Regions from separate parts of the Homo sapiens genome. Here region 1 is linked to region 2. The links are chromatin loops, found by intact Hi-C in ENCODE. Cell type or tissue: B cell. All regions are shown on one strand. Each heading gives the region's core, and the rest is flanking DNA. Links, peaks and the distances in the headings are about the cores only. Region 1 overlaps TLE1-DT (TLE1 divergent transcript). Region 2 overlaps TLE1 (TLE family member 1, transcriptional corepressor).

Region 1 (2,912 bases), core at 297-2,796, 73 kb after region 2:
TAGAAGGCAGGTGCTACTGTTATCCCCATTTTACAGATGGGGAAGCTGAGGCACAGAGAGGCTAAATTACTTATGCAAGGTAAATGGCTGAGCCAGGACTCAAAGCCAAGCACTTTGGGTGCCAGCCCATGCTATTAACCATGCTGGATTCTGCCCAGAAACAATCATGTGGGGAAGGGTCCTTACCTCCCACATGACACTGTACATGGTACAGGGCTGCCTAACCTCCCTGCTCACTGCGGAGTTCCTGCTTCCTCTACCCTTGCTCTTCTTGCTTCCTCTTTTTTTTTTTTTTTTTTTTTTTTTTGAGATGGAGTCTCGCTCTGTCGCCCAGGCTGGAGTGCCGTGGCGCAATCTCGGCTCACTGCAAGCTCCGCCTCCCGGGTTCACGCCATTCTCCTGCCTCAGCCTCCCGAGTAGCTGGGACTACAGGCACCCACCACCACGCCCGGCTAATTTTTTGTATTTTTAGTAGAGACGGGGGGGCGGGGTTTCACCGTGTTAGCCAGGATGGTCTCAATCTCCTGACCTCGTGATCCACCCGCCTCAGCCTCCCAAAGTGCTGGGATTACAGGTGTGAGCCACTGCGCCCGGCCTTTTTTTTTTTTCAGACAGTTTCGCTTTTGTTGCCCAGGCTGGAGTGCAATGGTGCGATCTCAGCTCACCGCAACCTCCACCTCTTGGGTTCAAGCAATTCTCCTGCCTCAGCCTCCCGAGTAGCTGGGATTACAGGCATGTGCCACCACGCCTGGCTAATTTTGTATTTTATTTTATTTTTTTAGTAGAGACAGGGTTTCTCCATCTTGGTCAGGCTGGTCTTGGAACTCCCGACCTCAGGTGATCTGCCAGTCTCGGCCTCCCAAAGTGCCGGGATTACAGGCGTGAGCCACCTGCACCCAGTCTCTTCTTCCTCTTTTACCAGCTGTGTCCTGCCGGGTATGGACAGGACAGAAGCCCAGCTGCAGAGCACCCAGTTCTCTATCTGGAAGGGAAGAGGAATGCCTATCAGGCTGTTCTCCGTTAGCTGCTTATTCAGGAAGGAAGGATGGAGGGAGAAAATGAATGCAAAAACACTGCTTTAGGACTTTGGTGGTGTGTTTTGTTTTCAGTTTTGTTTTCCACAATTGCAAGAACATTAGCCTTGCCTATTTAGCAGTAATATTTCCTTTACATTTTTCACAAGTTCCTTTTGAAGAGGTTCTCAGCTCATCCATTGGTGCAGTGCTAGATGTGAACAGTAAAAATAGGAGTTATTAAAGACAACGGTGACAGTGAATTCTGTCACGAAGGAGGTGACTATCGTTTTCAATACTGTCCGTAGCAGTTTATCTTGGTTACAAATGACCTCCAAACAGCTGTTCAGCTTGGACAGCTCCACAGGTGCCCCATTGTATATAGAGAGAGCTTGGGGCTTAAGTTCTAATTAACAGCCATTTTCTCTTGTCCCACCTCCTAATGTTGACTTAAAACAATACCAGTGTCACACAAGACTACACAGGTTGTTTCTGTTTACGTCAAGTAGACTGGCACCCCAGTGAAACACAACACAATATCCACAACAAAAAATAAACACAGCCTTCAACCTGCTTCCTCTTTTTTACCTTGCCAGGCTCCTCTGATGAGAACCCCACCAGAGAGATTTGCCTGTGTTCACACACTGGCACAAGAGTGAACTCTGTAGAATTTCTAATAGCACCAGAAGTGAACTTGGGTAGAAATGAGCCACAGAACCTTTGGGAAATGCTACCAGCATAGAATCTTCCCAGGGGGTTAGGTCTCTGCAGTAGGGGACTCTGTACAGCCAGAAATATGCTTTAAGCATCTACTCTGCCCAGATTTGAGCATGTTGCCTGGCCCCTAGAGATGCCCAATCAATATAAACTGAATTGAAGTGAGTTCTGTTGAGTTAGAGTGGATGGGATAGTAAAAGGTAGAAAAAGGTGTGATGCTCTCTTCTTTGATTTTCAGGTAGTCTAATAACAACAACAATAATAATTAATATCTATGAAGTGTTTGCTATAGGACAGGCCTGTTTTCAAGCACTTTACATGCATTTTTTTTTAAATTCATACAACATTCCCATGAAGTAGGTATTTTTAATGTTTCCATTTTAGATGAGAAAGCTGAAGTTAAATCACTGTCCCAAGGTCATAAAACTAGCATGCAGGCTAGGCTTGGTGGCTCATATCTGTAATTCCAGCACTTTGGGAGGCCAAGGCAGGAGGATTGCTTGAACCTAGGGGTTCAAGACCAGCTTGGGCAATATAGTGAAATCTTGTCTCTACAAAAATAAAAATTAAAAAATTAGCCAGGTGCAGTGGTGCATACCTGTAGTTCTAGCTACTAGGGAGGCTAAGTTGGGAGAAGGTGGGAGAATCACCTGAGCCTGGGAGGTCAAGGCTGCAGTGATCACGCCACTCTGGACTCTAGCCTGAGCAACAGAATGAGACCCTGTCTCCCCTGGCACGGTGGCTCACACCTGTAATCCCAACACTTTGGGAGGCTGAGGCAGGTGGATTGCTTGAGGTCAGGAGTTCAAGACCAGCCTGACCAACATGGTGAAACCCCGTTTCTACTAAAAATACAAAAATTAGCTGGGCATAGTGGCAGGTGCCTGTAATCCCAGCTACTCAGGAGGCTGAGGCAGAAGAATTGCTTGAACCCAGTGAGAGGCGAAGCCAGCTGGACTTCCTGGGTCAAGTGGAGACTTGGAGAACTTTTCTGTCTAGCAAGAGGATTGTAAAATGCACCAATCAGCACTCTGTAGCTAGGACTGTAAAACACACCAATCAGCGCTCTGTAGCTAGCAAGGGGATTGTAAAATGCACCAATCAGCACTCTGTAAAAATGCATCAATCAGCACTCTGTAGCTAGCAAGAGGATTGTAAAATGCACCAATCACCACTCTGTAA
Region 2 (2,912 bases), core at 103-2,602:
CCTCGGCCTCCCAAAGTGCTGGGATTACAGGCGTGAGCCACTGCACCCAGCCAAGTGTACTTTTTCAATGATGGCACACCATGACACATTTATGTCATTATTGCAAGTTCATTCAAGCGGGTGTCAGAAGCCACTGCAGCTGCAGCACTGTCAAAGCAGTCCACCTTTCAAAGATGAGGCCTAAGGTGATAGAGTAGAAGAAAGGCCTGCTGACCTCTTTGCCACTTGTCCCAGCTCTTGTACAACTGAAAAAGGATTTTATTGTTCATAGCTTCCCTAAGTCTCAAACTTTCAAACAAACCAAGAAAACATGACTAAAAACATTCCAGTCTAGAGGGTGATGGTCAAGTCATGATATCCTGAGTATTCGGAAAGTTTCGCCACAGTTCAGTAACAAACTCAAAGACCTCACCGACAGGGCCCAGGGGTCAGCTGAACATAATAAAAGGTGTCCTTAGTGTCTATAGCACGGGCTGTTTTAAAGAAGGCAGGAAAGGCCGGGTGCGGTGGCTCGCGCCTGTAATCCCAGCACTTTCTGAGGCCAAGGCATGTGGATTATGAGGTCAGGAGTTCAAGACCAGCCTAGCCAAGATGGTGAAACCCCGTCTCTACTCAAAATACAAAAATTAGCCGGGCGTGATGGTGGGCGCCTGTAATACCAGCTACTCGGGAGGCTGCGGCAGAGAACTGCTTGAACGAGGGAGGTGCAGGCTGCAGTGAGCCGAGATCACGCCACTGCACTCCAGCCTGTGCGACAGTGAGACTCCACCTCAAAAAATAAAAAAAATAAAGAAGGCTGGAAAAACCTTTGCTCCGCTCCACATCCACAGCAGTCCCTCTGCTACAAGGGACAAAAACTGGCAAGAGAGGGAACAGAGGGTACTCTACTTCTAGCCCAGGGAAGGGTCCACCTGCAGCACCTCCAACACCCTACAGCAATGCAAAGCAGCTCTGCTTTCCTCTACCTAGGAAGAACCAGTTCTGCTTTTTTAAAAAAGAAAAAAAAAGTCATCTGTAAAGAGGCCCATCCTTGACCTTACTTATTTCATCATTTTGTCAATGCTTACTAAATGCCACCTATATTACTGAATTAAGCAATGAAAAGGATCACAAGAAAAAAACTTAAAAGCACGCAGTCCATGACCTTGAGAAATAGAGAATGGAAAAAGACAAAGTAGAAATCCCAGGAACAAAGTCGAGCCTGCGGTGAGCTGAGATCGCGCCACTATACTCCAGCCAAGGCGACAGAGCAAGACCCTGTCTCAAAAAAAAAAAAAAAAAGAAAAGAAAAGAACAAAACCCCAGGAACTTTACAATCAAGCATATAAAAAACAGCAGCCTTGTATCTTCTAAGATGATCTGAATTAACTAAGCAAAGTCTTTGGTTTTATAAGATTGGATTTAGTCTGACCCAACCCAATTCTCCCTGACCACCAATGAGACAAGGTTACAGACAGACCATGCCTTGGACAAAATGTACTAGAAGGGGAAATGACTGGTAGAGAGAGGAAGCCCGTGCATGACCTTGCTTTAGCCAGCGAGGCAGATATATGCAAAAAGGGTGCAGCTGTACCAGGTACAAAAACAGAACTGGGTCAGCCCCACCCAGTTCATTTGATCACAGCCACCCACTCAAGCTACCTCAAGGTCATGGCTCTCCTCGAAAGCATGGGCAAGGCTTTCCTTTGCAACAGGGTTCTGCACTGTCTATTTGAGTGCATGTAAAGGAGTAGAGATGCCTTTGGTAGGTATCCTACTTAGGTCCTTGCTCCCAACTCCCTACCTACCACACATTCCTGCAACACTCTGTACATTCCTCTTCTCGGAAATTCACATTGAAGGTTTCCAGTTTTAAAAATGATATATGCTCACTTTGAACTCATACACATGCACACAGATACATATACAGAAATATAAAAGAAAGTTAAAATAACCCTGAGCCCATCATCCAAGGATAAGCATGGGTAACATATTGGTGATTTTAGGATACCATCATTCCAGGTTCTCACTTATGTGCACAGAAGCCCAGAGTGAGAGACACATTTTAATACCAAGGGGTTTCCGTTACATACCCTGCCTTTCTATAATTTGTTAATCAAACATGTGTCAGGGACACCATCCCAGTCAATACAGATTAACAAGTACCTTGAAACATTCCACCATACAAGCATATAGATGTCTAAGTACTATTGACACCAGTGAATATTTATGTTTCATTTAATTTTGCACAATTAACAACTCTGTCAAATACGCCTCCACACAGATCTCTAAAAGGAATCCCTAGATGTGAAACTGCTGGGTCAAAGTGTATGCATATTTTAAGTTGCAATGCATGCTGCCAAACTGCCCAGCAGAAAAGCTGTACCAATTATTGCGAGTTTAGGAGGGTTCCTGCTCTCCCACCCAGTGTCAATATTGAGTTTTGTTGACCTTCCTTTAATCTTCATCCATCTAATGGATTAAAAAATGACCTCATTTTTATTTGCATTACTTGAATTCTTCCTCTAGTTAAACATCTTTTCATGTATTTATTGCTCCACTCTATGTTTCCTTTCTCCATTCTTCCATTGTTGCTTAATCATTTTTGTCCTTTGGTGGTGCTTCCTTGAATGGGACAAATATTAACCCTTTATCAGAGTTTGCTCAGCTTGCCACTTGTCTTTCAACCTTGCTTAATATGATTTTTTTGCTGTATAGAACTTTAAGTCTTTATGTGGTCAAATGAAAGCATTTTCTTCCTATGCTCCTGGCCTTTAGGTAAAGATTAGAACACATCAATATCATAAAAGCCATTCTTACTTTTCTTCTAGTGTGCTATGGCTGCACTTTTTATGCTTAACTATTTAACTGGAATTTATTTTGGTTTAAGAAAAGATGCCCTCATCTTTAACTATGATAGCAACTATGTGTTA

What was found. Peaks named below come from ENCODE experiments on the same cell type or tissue, not always from the same donor. Only the 100,000 strongest peaks of a DNase experiment are listed, where the experiment ranks them.
Region 1: it touches region 2 in a loop (16-fold over the local background); 1 of 110 quality-filtered maps calls a loop at or near these places.

What each region holds. Positions count from the first base shown.
Region 1 is chr9:81,727,858-81,730,769 of GRCh38, forward strand. All of the region lies in intron 1 of TLE1-DT (TLE1 divergent transcript), which reads left to right. Among named protein-coding and RNA genes, the nearest start is that of TLE1-DT, 40 kb to the left of the region's middle. In B cell, for the core only: no CTCF peak of the experiment used is centred there; DNase peaks (open chromatin) are centred at 1,084 and 1,514; H3K4me3 peaks cover 1,162 bases; H3K27ac peaks cover 738 bases.
Region 2 is chr9:81,654,589-81,657,500 of GRCh38, forward strand. The region is part of intron 4 of TLE1 (TLE family member 1, transcriptional corepressor); the gene reads right to left. Among named protein-coding and RNA genes, the nearest start is that of TLE1, 34 kb to the right of the region's middle. In B cell, for the core only: no CTCF peak of the experiment used is centred there; DNase peaks (open chromatin) are centred at 1,003 and 1,533; H3K4me3 peaks cover 1,915 bases; H3K27ac peaks cover 2,041 bases.